Linked DNA regions of Homo sapiens: region 2 is linked to region 1. A link is an interaction called in ENCODE POLR2A ChIA-PET data of the cell type or tissue named here. Cell type or tissue: GM12878. All regions are shown on one strand. Region 1 has its middle 63 kb from the start of TAB2-AS1. Region 2 overlaps TAB2-AS1 (TAB2 antisense RNA 1).

Region 1 (4,000 bases):
ACAGCTATCCCACGGGCTACTGGCTCCATGTGTCTTTTTAGTTAATAGTGATGCCTGAATACTCACCATACAGACATTTCAACTGTCCTGCTTCTTCCGTCCTTCATCCCCTGAGCTGGTCAGGTGCAGCCATGCTAGCCTGTGCTCCATCAAGCCTTGCCTCAGTGGGGTAGACTGGCTGTGTTCCAGAACCACACTTCAGTAGGATTAATGTGACTGTAAGAGGCGCCAACTGAGAGTGTGTCTTTTCCCTGATATGGACCGAGCTGTCAGCAACACAACTGGCCAATTGCAAGGTGGCACCCAGAATATCTAGGCAGGCTCTCAACATGTAATTGTGAGGATTTGGAATTAGTATGTTACTCTTGATTCAGCCTGATTGCTTTTCCCAGAAACAGCTATTTCCAGGCAGACCAGACTCAAAGAGATTTCTAGGAGATGTTTTGTCTTCATCCCCAGGGAAACTGGGGCAGTTTTACCTTTCCCTTCTTTGGGGTAACTCAGCCAGCCTTTTCCTCAAGTATTTTCTTTTTGAATCTTGGGGATGGTTATGGTGATAACAGTACCTACCTTGTAGCATTGTTAAGAAGATTTAAGAAGGTACAAGCTTCTCTAAATTTTATGGACATTCTTCAGTATGCATGTTTTCAAGGCCTTTTCTGCACATTATGCATATTATTTGTGCATGTTTTATAAACTTTCTTCAAGCCCTTTTATGAGGAGCTTGAGGCCAAAGCAACAAAGAAAACACATAAACACCAAAAAGCTTGTTTTCTTTAAAAGGTCCAGACTTTAGAGAGTCCAGCTCCAAGTTTTAAGACCACAGACTGAATTCTCATTATGGCATTCAGATCAAATCAATGGCATATCTAGAGTTGGAGTACACAGGCCCTGAAATTGCAAGGATTTGAAAGCTACGTATTGAGAGACCCAAAATGTGTATGGATGCTTCTAACTGAGGGGCAGTTTTCATTATATTTCCAGGGGTGCACTCAACTACAGTTTTCGTTCATCAGATTTACATATCTTCCTCAAAAAAACAAACTTCCACTGTGTCTTTTAGTAGTAGCCAAGCCTGTGCCTTCATTCTGCTTTCATTAAATCATTTGCTCAGTTGGCGTTCTGTAGCTCTGAGCTTTACACTGATAAAAGCTGAAACTGAAAACCTACTCGGTAATCAGGTGGTAGACTGGGACTGTATTAACAACTCAAAATGAAATGTGCTTGGGGGTTTTATAGCTTTAAGTCCAGCTTTAAGTTTTCATGAACTGGGTGAATCCTGCTTTCTGGTAATGGGTACAGGCACAGGTGGTCAAATGACTATGAGAATCGCCAGGAAGTTTACAGCAGGACAGGGCATTCTCTCCCCTGCTTTGCAAAGGGGGTTATTGTTGTTAAAATTCCTTGGGACTTGGATTGCACCATTTGAGTACTTTATCATCTCAGTTCTGAAATGAAATCTCTTGGGGAGCGGAAGGACTGAAACCTTGGCTGGCAGCAGTGATGAAGGAAACGGGCCCTCTTACCAGCTCGATGGGTGAGGGGATTTACTGCTGGTGTAGATAAGATTCGATGTAGTTAGACATTGTCAACACATCCTGGTGTAAATGCAGTGCCCTTCCTTGACTTTCCCAAGGGAAAAACAGAGCTCATGACACTGACTTTCATTTCTCAACAACAGTATTGAAAACATCTTCCTTGTAAAGGCAGCTGAGACACTGGTCTTTAAAGGTCTTCATTGCTGGGCAGACTTAAGAATGTAATCTGATGTGCAGTGTTATCATGTATATGTGGACATGTTTACAAGTGCATGTATTATTTTATTTTAATTTTAATTTTTATCATTTCTTTTGAGATGGAGTTTTGATCTTGTCACCCAGGCTGGAGTGCAGTGGCATGATCTTGGCTTGCTGCAACCTCCACCTCCTGGGTTCAAGTGATTCTCCTGCCTCAGCCTCCTGAGTAGCTGGGATTTCAGGTGCCCGCCACCACGCCTGGCTAATTTTTTGTATTTTTAGTTGAAATGGGATTTCACCATATTGGCCAGCCTGGTCTTCAACTCCCGACCTCAGGTGATCGGCCTGCCTTGCCTCCCAAAGTGCTGGGATTACAGGTATGAGCACCCGGCCACCTGTATTATTTTAAGTGTAATTTTGCACACAGAGCAAACGGGGCATATCTGCAGGAAATAAGTATTTACTATTTGATGGTATTGGTATCAGCTTAGATTATAATGACAGTGGCTCCAGGATCTCGCAAAGGAAGGAATGAACTAAGCTCCACGGTAGCCATTTTTGTGCTTGGCTTTGAGTTGGTTATTTATTCACTTGATGATCATTCTTTCATTCAACACTTTGCACAAGCATTGTTTGTGCAGGCTGGGTACTGAAGACATACCTTGAAAAGCACAGATTGTCCCATTAAGAGATTATAGCAGTATGAGAGAGACAAAATGAACAGGTATTTGCTACATAGCAGGAAAGGGGGGAGGTGAACACATCGGAGGGTCTGAGTCTCAGGGCAGAGAGCCTAGGAAGAAGAAAGAGTCCTGCAAGAAATGACCACAGCTTTATATTACAAAATTTGGTGGCACAAGGCTAACTCACTGTCCATCTTTCATTCCATTTTTTTTAATTTCCCTATTTTTTATGTTCATTCTTCTGCATGAACTTTGTATTATTTTTAATCAAATTCCAATTTAGACTACATCAAACTTATAGACTCATTTAGGGAAAATCACTCTCACTTTATCAGGATTGAATTTTCTTATATAAGAAAAAAATGTACTTTTCTCTGTTTCTTTCTTATCTTTTAAAATGACTTTTAGTAGAGTTTTATCAATATATGTTGCACACTTGTCTTTTGTTAAGGTTATTCCTAGGTATATTCCCTATTTTTTTTTGTTTTTGTGATTGGCTTTTTTTCCTCATTATTATTATTATTATTATTTTATTTTTTTGAGATGGAGTCTCACTCTGTCGCCCAGGCTGGAGCACAAAGGCATGGTCTCAGCTCACTGCGACCTCTGCCTCCCGGGTTCAAGCGATTCTCCTGTCTCAGCCTCCCAAGTAGCTGGGATAACAGGAGCCCGCCACTACGCCCAGCTAATTTTTTGTGTTTTTAGTAGAGACGGGGTTTCACCATGTTGGCCAGGCTGGTCTCGAACTCCTGATCTCGTGATTCATCTGCCTCAGCCTCCCAATGTGCTGGGATTACAGGCATGAGCCACCACACCTGGCCTTTCCATTACATTTTATAACTGATCAATTGGAAATAAAAGAGCTAGTGACATTGGATATTTATTTTTTACCTGGGCATAGAACGATCCCACCAGACACAGGTAATTCCCCTCTTATTTACTCGTTGCCTTAGGTCAAGTTCCCTGGGAAACAGACTTGAAGTTGGAGGTCTGTGTGCAGAAGCTTTATGGGAGTGTTCCCTCAAGAAAACAGCCATGAGTGGCTGGGTGCGGTGCTTATGCCTGTAATCTCAGCACTTTGGGAGGCTGAGGCATGTGGATCACCTGAGCTCAGGAGTGTGAGACTAGCCTGGGCAACATGGGGAAACCCTGTCTCTACAAAAAACATAAAATTAGCCAGGCATGGTGGCATGCGCCTGTAGTCCCATCCACTCAGAAGGCTGAGGTGGGAGGATTGCTTGAGCCTAGGAGGCAGTGGTTGCAGTAAGCTGAGATTGCACCACTGCTCTCCAGCCTGGGAGAAGATAGACATTGTCAAAAAAAAAAAAAAAAAAAAAAAAAGAAAAGAATGAGGGGTGAGGGAGGGAGAGGGAAGCAGGATTGGGAGAGGGAGAAATGAACCGCAGCAAATTTGCAACAGGGACCTCAGCTGCTCCCACAGGGAGCTCCAGAGCTGAGATGGTCCTTCTGAGTTGTCCTGAATTAGGGTAAGGAGGCAAGGCCTTTGTACCCCCACATTAACCCCTCACTGGAGGTGGGTTACCATGGAGGAGGGGATGTAAACTTGGGCCAGGCAGTTCC
Region 2 (4,000 bases), 52 kb before region 1:
ACAGGCCCAGGGCAGGGACAGCAGCACTGGGGGGCTGGTCAAGGTGAGCCTCACGGGGCTTCACTCCCTTTATAGCAGACCTCCAGAAAATTCCTGACTTCTCTTGCTGACGTTATTTTCCAGAGGGCACAGGAAGAACTAGGGAAACTACTCCTGTCAATACTTGTAAATGACCAAGTGCATACAGTGCTACTTATGACCACCTTGGGAGAAAGAGTGTGCTGGCCAGTGGGGAGACTCAGATGTGAACAATTTTCACTGAACTCTAAATGTGTAGAATGCTTTTCTTTCTTTCTCTCTTTCTCTCTCTCTCTCTCTTTCTTTCTTTCTTTCCTTCCTTCCTTCTTTTCTTCCTTCCTTCCTTCCTTCCTTTCTTTCTTTTTCTTTCCCTCTCTGTCTCTCTCTTTTTTTGACATAGTCTCGCTCTGTCGCTCAAGCGGGAGTACAGTGGCACAATCTCAGCTCACTGCAACCTCTGCTTCCCAGGTTCGAGCAATTCTCCTGCCTCAGCCTCCCAAGTAGTTGGGATTACAGGCGCCTGCCACCACGCCCGGCTAATTTTTGTATTTTTAGTAGAGACGGGGTTTCGCCATGTTGGTTAGGTTGGTTTTGAACTCCTGACCTCAGGTGACCCACTCACCTCGGCCTCCCAAAGTGCTGGGATTACAGGCATGTGCCACCATGCCTGACCTTAGAATGTTTATTTCTTTCTGTCTTTTATTTTATTTTACTTTAAGTTCTAGGATGCATGTGCAGAACATGCAGGTTTGTTACACAGGTATACATGTGCCATAGTGGTTTGCTGCACCTATCAACCCACCATCTAGCTTTTAAGTCCTGCATGCATTAGGTATTTGTCCTAATGTTCTCCCACCCGCTGCCCCTACCCCTCAACAGGCCCTCGTGTGTGATGTTCTCCTCCCTGTATCCCAGCGGATTAAGATGCTCATTTCTTAAAATTCAGGGGAAAGATGGACACTACCGGTTCCGTGGCCCAGGGTTTTGGAAGAGGCGGCCTCCGGATGACTGGATGCACTTCTCCCTGGGACTCACCCTGTGTCGTTACAGCTCGAGCTTACTGAAAATAACAGACAGACACCTCCACTTGTCCCCTCCAACAGAGTGGCTGCACTGGCAGCTCTCTAATGAGTTCTAACCCCATAGGGGCAGTTATGAAACTGATGCAAAAAGGATACAATCAAGATAGAAGTCAATAAGGAGCACAGAAGGCATGAGTAAGACTTGCATCAGAGAGGCCAAAACCCAAAATGCGCTGGGGGTTGTGGGAGCGGCTGAAGAGCCTGGAGAAGCCGCTTATAGTCATTTTAAGTCAGATTAAAGGAGTGTGTTTGGCTGACGAGAGGACCCCATGCTTGCATGTATGGAGCCTTATCTCAGCTTCCATACCTACAAAGGGGACATGATTGGTGTCTACCCCAGAGAGTGGTTTTAAGAATTAAACAAAATGACGTGTGTGAAACTCTTGGAACAGTGTCTGGTTCATGGCAGGAGGTGTCCGTGACGTGCCTGAGGCCATTTGTGTGCTTACCTGTGTGTTTCTGTAAAGCAGACCCAGTGCAGGGCACCAGGGATGTGGTGGGAGCCACACGGGATGATGACGTTCCTACCCTCAGGGAGCTCACACTTACGAGGGGGCAGTAGAGGTTGGGAGTGGATAGCCTTGGAGGAGAGGGGTGGGGGTTGTCGGGAAGAGGGAGGGCTTACCTGAGCAGGAGCTGTTGAAACTGCAAGGGAGGCGGCTGGGTGGTGAGGGCAGAGCAGCAGCAAAAGGTTGGGGATAAGGAACTGAGAGTGGGCCCTGACTGCTGAACAGGGACTGCTGTGGCAAGAGGCTTGGAGGAAGCAGAACTCAGGCACTTTCTGTTTGGTTTTAGTCTTCCTTGACAAACAGAATCAATTTCAGATGAAAACGGCTTCAATATTGCAGAGAGGAAATCAAAAGAGCAACTTAGCCGAGTGTGGTGGTGCATCTGTAGTCCCAGCCACTCAGGAGGCTGAGCTGGGAGGAGGGCTTGAGCTCAGGAGTCCGAGGCTGCAGTGAGCCGTGATTGTGCCACTGTGCTCCAGCCCGGCAAGAGAGCAAGACCCAGGCTCATACAAAAAAGAGCGCCCAGCTCTTCTGAATCTGACCTGGCCCCTCCGCCTGAGCCCTAGGTTCCCGCCTTCCTTGGCCCTCTCATGTTGACTGTCACGACTTAACAGCCCAGTCCAGGAACACCTGCGGTGAACTTGGGATTTCTTTGACATTTCAACTGTTATTTTAAAAGGCTATGGTCGAATAGAAAACAACATAAGACCTTCTGATTAGCGGTTTTAGAAAAAGCTTTGTTTCGATGGTGCAAATTAGGTAGGTGGAGGAAATTATCCATGAAGACTGGAGTTTACATTTTCTGGAAATTGTTTCATGCAGTCTTCTAGGGAAAACAGAGTCCTGTAAAAAGTAGCCTATTGAACACAATTTGAAATTTTAGGCCTGAACAGACCATTTGCTTTTAGGAGCAAATGCTAGGGAGCCATTTCCCTTGAAGGTAGAAGTGGGCCTTTGGTAAAAAGTCCAATAACCGGCCGGGCGTGGTGGCTCATGCCTGTAATCCCAGCACTTTGGGAGGCCAAGGCGGGTGGATCATGAGGTCAAGAGATCGAGACCATCCTGGCCAACATGGTGAAACCCTGTCTCCACTAAAAATATAAAAATTAGCTGGGCGTGGTGGTGGGCGCCTGTAGTCTCAGCTACTTAAGAGGCTGAGGCAGGAGAATTGCTTGAACCTCGGAGCGGAGCTTGTAGTGAGCAGAGATCGTGCCACTGCACTCCAGCCTGGGTGACAGCAAGACTCTGTCAAAAAAAAAAAGTCCAGTAACGACTGTATAATTTTTAAAGTGTAAACGCAGAGGAGGGAGAAATGTATAGACAGAAGTATTTGTTTCAGCTTTGCTTGAAGAGGCAGAATCTGGAAACCATCCATCTGTAGGGGAATGGTACAAAAGTGATGGTATGGATTACTGTACGATTCTCAGTAAGATGATGCTAGGGGGTTGTCCATGAGGTATTATTAAGTGAGCAAAGCAAGCCATGGAATAAAGAGTGCATTGTTTCCATATCTGTATAAACAAACAGCAAAACACCCTAATTTTGCCCACATGCATCAATATCTAGTTGTATAAGCGTGGACAGAGGGACTATCTCGGTGAAAAAGAATGAAGGAATTTCAGGAAGAGAAATAATTTATATAACCATGAGTTGTTTTATTTAGTATAAATAAATACATTAAAGAAACAATTTAAATCATATATCAAAAGGAAGAAGAAACAAGGAAAAATGTCATGGTAATTTTACATCCTATTCTATAATATAAAACTACATTTTAAAGTTATCTGATATGAGAAAAAAGTATCAAACCTCTCCCCTCCTGAGTCTTTGGGAGAAATAAACAGCACACCATAGTGATTTGATGGCTGCAAGTCCTCTGGTCACCACTACATGTGCCCAGGTTGCTCTTAGCCCACCTCTAGAAGCTACGGCTAAGGTTCAGATCTCCTCTACTTTCCAAAACTTGGGTCTTTAAGCCCTACTGAATCTGAATGTCATGCTCTGTCACTTCACAAAACCTATGGCCCTGACCCTCTTCCAAAAATGTTGCTTCTCACCTGTCTGGCAAACTCTTAGCATCGTGGTTATGAGTGTGGATGCTGTCACTGAGTGCCTGGGTTTAAACTCCAGCTCAGCCCCAAGGTAGCTGCTTGACTTGGGCAAGTTACTTGATCTCTCTGTGCATCATGAAATGGGGATAGCACTGATATCTAAACTTGAGGTCTTGAGAGAATTAAATGAGTTAATACATCTAAAACTGTGTACAGATGGCAGCAGCATCTGCCATATCTTGTTGTTTTTTTTTTTTTGAGATGAAGTCTCCTGCAGTCCCCAGGCTGGAATGCAGTGGCGCTATCTTTGCTCACTACAACCTCCACCTCCCTGGTTCAA

What was found. Peaks named below come from ENCODE experiments on the same cell type or tissue, not always from the same donor. Only the 100,000 strongest peaks of a DNase experiment are listed, where the experiment ranks them.
Region 2: POLR2A ChIA-PET joins it to region 1 with 6 read pairs; 2 of 35 experiments call an interaction of 5 or more read pairs at or near these places.

What each region holds. Positions count from the first base shown.
Region 1 is chr6:149,192,534-149,196,533 of GRCh38, reverse strand. No RefSeq gene overlaps it. Among named protein-coding and RNA genes, the nearest start is that of TAB2-AS1, 63 kb to the left of the region's middle. In GM12878, no CTCF peak of the experiment used is centred here; no DNase peak of the experiment used is centred here; H3K27ac peaks cover 279 bases.
Region 2 is chr6:149,244,801-149,248,800 of GRCh38, reverse strand. The region is part of intron 1 of TAB2-AS1 (TAB2 antisense RNA 1); the gene reads left to right. It also overlaps a transcript of TAB2 not described here. Among named protein-coding and RNA genes, the nearest start is that of TAB2-AS1, 11 kb to the left of the region's middle. RefSeq lists an enhancer at 1,715-1,764. In GM12878, no CTCF peak of the experiment used is centred here; a DNase peak (open chromatin) is centred at 1,870; H3K4me3 peaks cover 668 bases; H3K27ac peaks cover 556 bases.